Linked DNA regions of Homo sapiens: region 2 is linked to region 1. Evidence: chromatin contacts called from ENCODE Hi-C or POLR2A ChIA-PET data. All regions are on one chromosome and are shown on one strand. Each heading gives the region's core, a stretch centred on a gene start or an enhancer-like site at or near the end of the contact. The rest is flanking DNA. Distances are from core to core; before and after follow the strand shown. Region 1 holds the start of CLEC12A (C-type lectin domain family 12 member A). Region 2 holds the start of CLEC9A (C-type lectin domain containing 9A).

Region 1 (2,591 bases), core at 54-2,553:
TCCAAGATGTAACAGTGAAATTTCTGTTTATAGCAATGCTAGAATATTAAAGATGTTATATTCTGTGTGGGGAGAGGAGAGAGGACAACAACTTAAATAATATGTGAGAATTTTGGCACTCTTCTCTCCTTATTTTTCTGTTTCTATCACCCTTCTTTGTGTTCTCCACTATCACTGTTTAAGTTATTTTTAACTCAAATACACTGATTTAAACTATGGATTCGCTAGGGCAGATTTCACTCCCAAAAGGCTAGGAGCCAGAAGGCAAGAACCATACATAATAGGAAAACTATAGGATTCTGAGTAAGATGAAGAGTAGTTTTGTTTAAGTGAAAGTCAACACAGATGGACCACTTATTTCATGATTTTAATTTGAATTGAAAAATACAAAGTTACTTGATATAATGTGGTTTTGAATATTATGAATATATTATGTCTTCTGATATTTCTTTACCTCTTTTCTTCCTTTATTCCTTAATGATTCATTTCATTTAACTTAACATGTTTTATTTTTTAGTAAGTTAGTAAAAAATCTCCAAAAGAAGTAGGAGAAATTTTAGGGTGATTTATGCTTAGTTTGGTAGATAGTCAAATGAAATCCTATAAAGGTCTCTCTGTCTGACACAAAGCATTTTCTTATAAAAAAAAAAACACACACACACACACACATATGAAATCATGACTTTCCTGAACATGTTTCTTTTTCCATGGCTTCATCTCATAAAGAAATAAAATCTTCATACAACCCAATCATTTGAAAAATTCTGTCCCAATTATATTGAGTGTGATAATAAAAAATTTCAAAAATGTAAAAGATTGATTATTCAATGCAGAGATAAGTGTTTTTACAAAACCCTTTTTTCTAATCATTTTGTTCATACACTTTTTGTTCCTTTGCTTAAACATAAGAGACTTAATTGAAAATTTAAGTTGAATAGTAACTATATCACTAATATTGAAGATGCAAGTCTATAACCACTTCTATTATACAAACTTACAACACATCCATAACTCAAAATCTTACCTTTTTCCCCAAATTTGCCAATTTCTGGGATTTTTTCCATCTCACTGGAGTTCTGGAATTGAAGATCTGCATAAGTAACTTCTTCAGACATTGATGAATATGTAAAGAAATCTTGACAAAGTGTAAAAACACAAAAAGATGAGTGAGTTAACAGAGCTGAATGTTAAACAGGACCTATAATTTTAAACTTCTGTTTATAAACGGAAGCTTAAGCTTACAAGTTTAAACTTCTGTTTATAAACCTACTGTACCAATCACCCATATGTCTGCAAATGAGCCAAATCTCATCTGTGGCTTCAGTTAAGAACATTGAACTGTTGCAACAGATAACATCTTTCTTCCTCATATTTCTTCCTTTTTCTCAATTTCTATATATTTACCAACTACAGAAAGTAGTTTTTGAAATTGTGTTTGGATAACATCATCAGTGTCATGCAAGAGAACACAAATAACTAGCACCACATGGTGCAGACATAGTGTAGGATTTATTGGTGAAAAACTTTCAAGCAGAAAAATAACAGAAAAGATGCAGTTCTCAGACACTCACTAATCTGCAGCTGTGGCCTGGCATAGATATTCCTTTTGTATGATGATGAAGGTCCTGATAGAAGGGTTCTCTTCACTGGGAGACTGAACATACAGAGAGCACTCCCAAGGAGAATGAGACAGTTAGTGTCATTCCGTTGCCATGTTACATAGCTATAGGTTTGCCTAAGAGAGGTAGGGAATGCCTAGTTTCTCTAAATAACAATATATAGGTTGGTGCTAAAGTAATTCTGGTTTTTGCCATTAAAAGCAAAAGTAATTGTGGTTTTTGCCATTAAAAGTTTACAAAATTACTTTAGCGCCAACCTATATATTAAGGGATCTGATGCCCAGAAACCACACCAGAGAGTATGCATACTGATGGCCAAGGTCTGTATACTGAGGGCTCTGGAAACAGCTTTGCAGGCCAGGAAAACTATAATCAGCCTTGCTATCTCTCTACAGACTGACTCAACCATTTGATCTCCTCCTCAGCTAAGCTATCAAAAGTGGGAGGGAAATGAGTCTCCAAAGTCCAGATTTGTGTCTTATTAGTTTGACTCAATAGTCTTAGTATTTTTTATTTCACTTCTTGATCAAGAATGCAAGTGGAAGTGAGGGGGTGGAGAGGACTGTTTTTGAGCATGTTCTCTAATATTCGTTAGTAAATCTTACTTTAAAATTCTTCTTGACATTGCCACATGTAAATCATAAAATGGTTAGGTATTATTATTATACATATGAAAGAGAATGCATAAATATTTTTAAAAATCAATTAAAAACTAATTGCTTTATTATGTCAGGATAGACAGGAAAAACAAAATGCTCCCTTTATAAGAGCTACTAAAAATAAATAGGAAAATATTACAGATAGAAATTAACTAGATATTTGCATAACCAAAATGAACAAAAAAATTTTAAAACTATTGAAGAAAAGAAAAAAATAGAAAAACATGCTGTGGGATTAGAAGCGTCAATACTGTATAAAAAGAAACTAAATTCTCCTAAATGTATCAAAAATTCAATGTCAATTTAATTAAAA
Region 2 (2,591 bases), core at 36-2,535, 59 kb before region 1:
AGCCTTGTCTGCATTCCTTTCCCTACCCTCACTTCCCCTTCTACTTGGAATGTTATTTGTAGCATTTGTTTGTCTCCTGTAACCCTGCCAATCCTTCCCAATCCTCAGAGCCTTCACTGACAGCATCGGGCGGCTCACTCGTTCCTGCTGCCATAGTAATTTGTGCGTAACTTTTCTTGAGATTTATCACATCCTGTTATTATATGCTGTTTCTTCTACCGACATTGGTTGCTACTCCCATTTCTCAACCTCCTGGCTTCAAGCAATCCTCCCACCTTGGCCTTCCAAAATGCTGGGATTACAGGTGTAACTAACTGCACCTGGTCTTGCTACTCCCGTTTCTAAATAAAATTTCAATCTGAGTAAAAACTAAAGCCAATTTCTTCCCAAAATGGTGGGGGGCACTGGACACAATATCGAAGACCATTAGCACAATCAGTAGCACCAGACAATGAGTCAGCAGAGTCACTAAAGCCTCAGGCCACGAGTTAGAAGACACTTCACAGATTAAAGGAAATCAACAGAGGAGTAAGAAATAACCAGGGATGGCCTCCTGGAGATTTCGTGTTTGACTCCCTTTCCCTCTCTATCTCTAAAGAGAAAGTGCAGAGGGCATTTTAGACTGAGGGATCAGTAGGAGCAAGAGTAAGGAAGCTACCTGATTTACAGAGGCTGTCTACTGCCTGCAGTATCAGGCCATTGAAATACACTTAACGTCTTTCCACCAGCGGCTCCAGCCTTCCCCTCCACTTGCATCTTCCCTCATCCATCTCTGCAGATGATACATACTCCCACATATCATTCATTATTTCTTAAATATATCAGCTCACACCTTCATATTATTTTACATTTCTTCAGAATCTTTCCTAACCTAGAATGCCCTTTCCCCTTTCTCCTTTAATCATGCCTTTCTTATAAAGTAGGTTCAGATGACCTTCTCTGTCAGCATCATCTGTAATGACATACCTTCCACCCTACTGCCAGTGGTTCTTACCTCTTCTGCAGAGAGTATCATCAGTTTGAATCATTTAGATCTTGGCTAACATGGGAATCTTTACCATTGTGTGGATCAAATACCCAGATCTTGATAAGAAAAATAAAAATGCTATTGTCACATAAATGGCTGGGTTTAATCATCTGTGGGCCTTAGAGTATGTTTTCTTCAGGACAAGGTAGGCCGTTGTGCTTCACAAGAGCTTGCGAGTTATTTGAGAAGAATCAAAACATGTTGCCAGTCTAGCAGAAAAGCATTTCAACTTCACCACAGATTGCCACAGCCGGGTACAAACGGAAGTCCCGCCCCCTTCCAGGTTGTTGGGGTGGGAGCTGCCGGATGAGCTGCTGCGGCCCTCGGGGCGCAGGACCACACCATCTGCGCAGCCTGCACCCTCGCGGCCCGGTAAACTTGACAGTTTCTTATAGAGGTAAGTATAGTATTAACAGACAATCTAGGAACCATAGAAAGTGGAAAACCTGTACACACTGCTGAGACCAGCTCGGTCTGGGAGACCCTAACCCAGAGGCGCTAGAGGAATTAAAGACACACACAGAAATATAGAGGTGTGAAGTGGGAAATGAGGGGTCTCACAGCCTTCACAGCCGAGAGCCCCGAACAGAGATTTACCCACGTATTTATTAGCAGCAAGCCAGTCATTAGCATGGTTTCTGTAGATATTAGGTTAACTGAAAGTATCCCTTATGGGAAACAAAGGGATGGGCCGAATTAAAGAAATAGGTTGGGCTAGTTAACTGCAGCGGGAACATGCCCTTAAGGCATAAATTGCTCATGCTATTGTTTGTGGCTTAAGAATGTCTTTAAGTGGTTTTCCACCCTGGGCGGGCCAGCTGCTCCTTGCCCTCATTCCCGTAAACCCACCACCTTCCAGCATGGGTGTTAGGGCCATCATGAACATGTCACAGTGCTGCAGAGATTTTGTTTATGGCCAGTTTTGGGGCCAGTTTATGGCCGGATTTTGGGGGGCTTGCTCCCAACACACACAAAAACTGGCACACACATTTTCACAGGAGCTTTATTCATAATTGCCAGACATTAGAAGTAATTATGATGTCTTTCAAAAGATGAGTGGATAAACAAACTGTGGTACATTCATGCAATGGAGTATCATTCGACAACAAAATGAAATGTTGTCAAACTATGAAAAACATGGAGGAATCTTAAATGCATATTACTACGTGAAAGAAGCCGGTTTGAAAAGCTATCATATTATCCTAGCTATATGACATTCGAGAAAAACCAAGACAAAGAAAACAAAGAGATCAGTTGTGACCAATGATTCAGGGGAAGAGGAAGATTGATAGGAAGGGGGAAGATTGCTGAGTAGGTAGGGCACAGGGGATTTTTGTCTGCAAAAATGTACACCCATGTACATAAGCAGGGCTCTGAATTTTTTAAACTTTTCAAATTTTGTGGCAGGGCCTATTGAATGGGTTGAGGGAGACCTTCCTGATTGATACCTACTAATGTATATACAAATTTGAGACAGATATTTTGAGGGAGAGTGGAATTCAGGTACAACATACCTATTACCCCAGAAAGGTGTCAAGTGGAAGTAAAAAAAAAAAAAAAGAGG

What was found. A loop is a pair of places that touch in the nucleus more often than their neighbours do. ChIA-PET counts read pairs that join two places held with the same protein, here RNA polymerase II (POLR2A). Pooled maps may share reads with other maps.
Region 2: a loop to region 1 is called in a map of CD14-positive monocyte, with 2.0 times the contacts of the local background. The contact joins the promoter of CLEC9A here to the promoter of CLEC12A in region 1. A Hi-C loop is called at or near these places in 3 of 168 maps with a recorded cell type or tissue (CD14-positive monocyte and posterior vena cava) and 1 of 50 pooled maps. POLR2A ChIA-PET finds 5 or more read pairs at or near these places in 1 of 52 experiments (K562).

What each region holds. Positions count from the first base shown.
Region 1 is chr12:9,970,121-9,972,711 of GRCh38, reverse strand. It overlaps CLEC12A (C-type lectin domain family 12 member A), which reads right to left and starts at 1,303. Exons shown (of 6, transcript NM_138337.6): 1 at 1,025-1,303. The coding sequence starts at 1,115.
Region 2 is chr12:10,029,376-10,031,966 of GRCh38, reverse strand. CLEC9A (C-type lectin domain containing 9A) reads right to left here and starts at 1,285. Exons shown (of 9, transcript NM_207345.4): 1 at 995-1,285. It overlaps LOC102724020 (a long non-coding RNA gene), which reads left to right and starts at 1,344. Exons shown (of 4, transcript NR_169587.1): 1 at 1,344-1,424.